Linked DNA regions of Mus musculus: region 2 is linked to region 1. Evidence: chromatin loops called from intact Hi-C (ENCODE). Cell type or tissue: heart. All regions are shown on one strand. Each heading gives the region's core, and the rest is flanking DNA. Links, peaks and the distances in the headings are about the cores only.

Region 1 (2,917 bases), core at 294-2,793:
TCACCTGATGGAAGCCAAAGTCAGTCATCTCAGCACGTCCATCAAAGGAATATGGAACACAGAAATGTAGCCTCCCTCTTAGGGAAAGGGCTGGGAGGACCATAGCATGGGGATAGGTTTGGTGGGCACACAATATGTCAGCCATATGGATGAAATGGGGGAAACATAATGCCCTGCTGCCCAGTCATTTTAAGACAGAGTCCAAATGTCATTAAATTCAATGACTCAGCGAGTGCCCCTACTTCCCAGCATCCTCATCACCTGAGCACCCCTGAGAAGAGTTCCATCATAATGTGTAGACTGTGCCTGATGTGAAAAGAGATGGAGGGCCTGCAAGTATGGGACAATGGGACACTAGCTTCTCTGATCTAAAATGATCTTAGATCAGAGTGTGGTACACTGAAGTAAAAAAAAAAAAAAAAAAAAAAAATTCATGGCCAAAGGCATTGTGCCTTGAAAGACTATCCCGACAACGTGGTCCTGGCTGCTATCACAATTTACAGACCTGTTTTTGAGCACACTGAGGCTCCTCACAGCTTCCTTCTGTGAAGCTTAGCCTCGGGTATCTCATACAACCCCTCCCTTCTGGTGCTAAGATCCTCTTTAGAGCGTTCCCTCCAAACGGTCTCCAGGCACCCAAGCATCCCCTTTCAAACAAAGATGCTCACCTCTCCCAAGCAGCCCAGGTACTTGTGAGCATCTGTAACTGTTCTTTGCTTCATTTACCAAGATTTCTGGTTAAAATTCAGCCTCTGTCCTAGGTCCTGGATACAGAAAACAGTCAGATATGGTTTGCCCCTCAGGAAGACTCAGCACAACGAAGAAAGACAAAGAAACACGGTATCAATTAAAGAAGCAGCCAAAGAATGGTATTGTTTTGTGTTTCAATGACCTTTTTTTTATTGAGTTGAAGATTTTCTTATATAGTGCCTTAGTTAGGTTTCTGGTGCTGTGATAAACATTGACCAAAAACTAAAGTAAAGTGTTTCTTTTAGTTACAAGTTCCACATTACAGTATAACACTGAGGCACGTCAGAGCAAAGACTCAAACAGGGCAGCAACCTAGATGCAGGAGCTGATGCAGAGGCCATGGCTTGCTCAGCTTGTCTTTATATAGCATCCAGGACCACCATCCCAGAGATGACAGCACCCACAGTGGGTTGGGTCCTCCCAAATGGATCACTAAGAAAATGCCCCACAGGCTTGCCTGCAGTCCAAGCTTATGAAGTCATTTTTTTTTTTAGCTGAGGTTCCCCCCTCACAAATGATTCTAGTTTGTGCCAAGTTAACAAAAAACAAACAAGCCAACACACATAGCTTTAATCTGTTTATTTCGGAGGTGGAGGGGACTCTGTACTCCACTAACTTAATCTTTCTTCTAAGTAGCACCCCACCTGATATGTGAATTTATTAGTCATTTATTTGTCCCTATGTACAAGGGGGTAAAGAATCGATGAGTCTGAGTTCTCCCCAAAGATTGGCCTTATCTGTGGTAGATGATCAGAGGCTTGGGGGTCAGATGTTTTGGGGTATGGATCTCCCAAGCCACAATACACAGTGCTTTTGGAAACTGATCTCTCAGAGGGTCTATTTCCAGATCTGCAATCAGTGACTGCAGAGTGTCACTTTGCTGTGATGGTCGAGATTGCATGAGCTTTAAGCTGGTACGTGCCTCTCACAGCTGCTGGAATGGAGCAAGTATCCCAAATTTGGTGGTGTTCTTTTAGTTTCTGTACCCTCAGTTCTCCAGCAAATTGGTTTGGTTTGGTTTGGCTTGGCTTGGTTTTGCCTTCAGAAACGTTTTGCTAAAAGATGTGTTATTTTCCACCTAGCCGCCAGGTGGCAGTGTCTGAGACCACTGGGATTCCCTTCCTGCAGCAAGAGCGATAATGGAAAAACACCACTATGTTAAAGCTCAGCTAGAACGTGACAACCGGCTTCCGAAGCGCAAACATAATAAACGTTCTCTCATAAAACAGAGGTTTCCAGGAGTATTTTATTTGCTTCACAGCTGGGTACAACATGACAAAGTGACAGCAGGCTGCTGATTCCTGAACAGAGGGCACAGCGAGAAGGGAAGAAATGATTGATGGAGAAAATCAAAATCAATGGGAGGAGTAAGGAAGAAGCTACATGGGAATTGAGCATTAAATTCAAATATTTTACATTTTAAAACCACTGCCTGTAGAAACGAAGGAAGTGAGGATCTGAAATCTAGTCCCACATATTCAAGAATGACCAACCCTAAAGCAGCAGTTCCTGTGGGTTGCAACCCCTTTGGGAATCAAACAACCCTTTCGCAGAGGTCACCTAACACCATCGGAAGACATATTTACATTATGATTCATAACAGTTACATAATTACAGTGATGGGTAGCATCGAAATGATTTTAGGGTCTTTATGGTCTGGGGTCAGCACAGCTGAGGAACTGTATTAAAGGGTCGTAGCATCAGGCAGGTTGAGAACCACTGTACTAAAGCGAGGCCAGTACACAAGACTTTATAGTATGTGGAGTCCATGCTGTGATTTCGCCACTTAGTCCCTGTTTATTAAGTTGAAAAGTGCATATCATGTGTCTCTCGTGTGTCTGGCCTAGGCTTACTAACATCTACACTAATGTCCAAAGAGCTCCAGCCATCAGATTCTCTGGGGCACCATGGAAGCATGAGGGAGGACAGTGAAAGCTTCGCCAAGATGAAGGGCGATAGAACGGCTCATTTGTGCCCAGGGGGAGTGGCCTGCACTAGTGATTGGATAGTGATGGGCCCGGGGGAGTGGTCTGCACTAGTGATTGGATAGTGATGGACCCAGGAGGCGTGGTCTGCACTGGTGATTGGATAATGATGGGCGCAGGGGAAGTGGCCTGCACTGATGATTGCATAGTGATGGATATAAGAGCAGTAACCTTGGGGAGAG
Region 2 (2,917 bases), core at 237-2,736, 94 kb after region 1:
AGTTCAGAATGTGTTCAATGTGGATAAAATGGCTGAAATAGCATCTCATAACCTTGGGGAGCCCAGAAGGCAGAGAGCTAGGGGGGAGAAAGAATAGAAAGAAATGATAAAAAGAGATCTCCACATCAGTGAAGCAGGATCTTGGTTCTTCTGGGTGGCTTAAGGGACCTGAAAGAGTTGGAAAGTAGAAAGGCCAGTGAAGGTGGTCTGGTCAAACTTCACACCTGACAAGGCCATCCCTGTATGGAGGAGGGCATTGCCATGGATACCAGAATCAGGAGAGATGGTTAGCAGATAGGCGGGGTTATGTTAATAGCCTCACCATGCTCCCACTGACTTAGCTACCACAGTAGAGTCCTGGCAGTTATACCATCTTCCACTCGGCTATTAAAGACAAAAATGCCAAGGCCCAGGTCCCATAAAGCTACGGAGGCTGCAAGCTTCAAACTTCTGTGCTTTCCTAAGCTTTTATGAAAAAGCACTGAACAACAGCAGCAGGAGAAAAATGCACTCCCTAGAAGGAGACTCACCTAGAAGCAGATGTGAAACAGGCAGAGGAAGACAGGAAGATAACTTCGAGGATGGTAGAGCCAGAGGCAGAAAGCTGTTAACAACTGAAAATGTCTCAGGGAGAGGTGATTCGTTTTATTCGGCAGCTCTTTGGTGTTCTCGCAGTACACAGGCTGGGTGATGGATTTGACAGCCCCGGCACATTTGCAGCATGAGTAGCAAATTCAGTCACTTCACAGAAAATCCAAAACCCAAGTTCTTTGTCCATGGGGTCCTTAGGCACTTGACCTTTTGTTCCTGCCCCCACCATGGCTCCCTCAACCTCTTACTCTTCTCCAGCTCTCCCCAGCCCACTGAAAAAGCCGTTCTCGTAAGAGAATATTGAGCATTTTTCTTAGCTCTCTTTGTGTAGCCCACACTCACGTGCACACACGGATGCACACACACACACACACACACACACACACACACACACACACCAAAACATGCAGGCAGGCAGGTTCTCTGCTCCTTTATGATTAGACTGATCTGACACTGTATCTGATCATAGGAAACCAGGAGTGAGTCTGACACAGCACATTCCTAAATGGATCCTCCTTACCCTTCCATACAACTGTGAGTGAACTTTAACCTTCAAAAAAGAGGTCACTCTGCACACATCATTTCCTCTTGCTGTACCGCAGACTCCAGGTCTGTAAACTAGAACCTCTTTGGAGATGACCTCATTTGTGAGAGCTATCCTTGAAGCAGCCCCTTTGAGGGTTGAGGCATGAGGCTAGTAAGGGCCAATGGTTCATCACACAGCATCTTTTCCATTTCCCCATTCCATCTCCCAGAGCACAGGGCAGACTCATCAGGCATATTTGCACCATCCAGAGCCCATCAAGCCCCCAAGAGACCAGCTCTGTTAGCTGAGTCATATCTTAGTTGACAGATGCTTTTTTAGTCCCTCAGAGTACTGGAGCAGAGGCCCAAGGGGAAATTTCTGCAAGCCCCTAATGGAAGAAGGCCTCACCTCCATGACCTTTTCTGAACAGGAAGTACACTGTGGCCTGGATATACCTCTCCTCTACCCCCTAAGGTTCCAGCAGCCACTCCCAGAACAAATCCCTGCCCATGGGATTCGGGGCTCATGCACAGGCCTGAGCGCTGGCAGAGAAGGAGTTGTCCCCAGCCAGGGATGGATTTTCATTACCAGCCCACCCAAGTGTTACTTGGCTGCTGGTGCCTCTGAGCTTTTCAGGAGTGAAAATGAGAGAGGGGGCAGAGGAAGTTCTGGCAGGCTTAGGAACCCTCCTATTTTGTTCAAGGACATAGAAGTGGATCCAGCATGACTTTGGGTTTGAAAATGAATTGCCAGCACAGAGCAGATTCCTGATGCATGTGCCCCAGATGTTTCTAGACTATTTGTTTGTGTTAATGGAAAATGGCTGCGTTAATAACCCTTATAAGTATTCCTACAGGGAGTTTGTGTCTACATGCCTCACATTTGCTGTGGGTTTAGGAGGTAAGGAAAGGATATCAGACACAGGGAACAGGCCAGGAAATGACCTTGTCCAAGTGACAGCTAGTGACAAAAGCCAGAGCCAACACTTTTTTCTTACCTGCTTTGTCCAACCATTGAATATTCACAGGGCACCAAAGCTCTTTTTTATCATTATCTCATTTAAACCCTATGACAAAGAAGAGACTAACCTCAGAGAAAGCAGCGAATGTCCTGCCCAGCCAGCCACATACCCGGTAACAGAAGAGCACAAATAGAACACGGAATTTCAGACTCCAGATCAAAAGCCTCTTCATATCGCTACTCATCATGGAAATGACAAGCACATACAAGGACCACAAGGGACCTTGGGAGGGTCACTAATGCAAGCATCTGCTTTGTGTCAACACCTCCCTTTCAAGCCTTAAAATGGACCAAATGCCAAGTCAGTCACTGACATACATAAGAAGCACCATGTCCTGGCCTGCAAGAAAAAGACAATCTTCAACATCTCCAATTCCCAGCCTCTCCTGGAGGGTGAGTAACTGTGCTGTGACTAAGCCTGTGCTCGGGGAAGCAAGAAGAATGTTGATGCAGCCAGGGCCAGGGCCAACTGCACACAAGTAAATGACCTAGGTTCTCTGTCTTTGTTTTCTAGTTCTCAGCCAGGACCAGAAGCATTGTAAGGACAGCTTTAACAATGCCCTGGACACAGAATTGACTCTCAGTGAATGATAATGAGTCCTGGGTACCTATAGAGTAGTTGGTCAACTACTCTATAGAAGTGAATATACCTCTCACACTCTACGAGACTGAGACTCAGCAGTAACCAAGTTTAAATATGATGGTCACATAACGACCACTTATTGGTATGTTTGTAGAACTTGAATTTGGTCACTTTGTCTTATAGAAATATGCAAATGA

What was found. Peaks named below come from ENCODE experiments on the same cell type or tissue, not always from the same donor. Only the 100,000 strongest peaks of a DNase experiment are listed, where the experiment ranks them.
Region 2: a loop joins it to region 1, with 2.4 times the contacts of the local background. A loop is called at or near these places in 4 of 42 quality-filtered maps.

The regions. Positions count from the first base shown.
Region 1 is chr15:64,626,467-64,629,383 of GRCm38, reverse strand. It overlaps Gm30691 (a long non-coding RNA gene), which reads left to right. Exons shown (of 4, transcript XR_875386.2): 3 at 762-869; 4 at 1,833-1,943. Among named protein-coding and RNA genes, the nearest start is that of Gm30691, 2.8 kb to the left of the region's middle. In heart, for the core only: a CTCF peak has its summit at 1,847 (motif pointing right); a DNase peak (open chromatin) is centred at 1,853.
Region 2 is chr15:64,532,074-64,534,990 of GRCm38, reverse strand. Gm30632 (a long non-coding RNA gene) reads right to left here and starts at 987. Exons shown (of 3, transcript XR_384144.3): 1 at 531-987. In heart, for the core only: no CTCF peak of the experiment used is centred there; DNase peaks (open chromatin) are centred at 1,570 and 2,360; H3K27ac peaks cover 1,643 bases.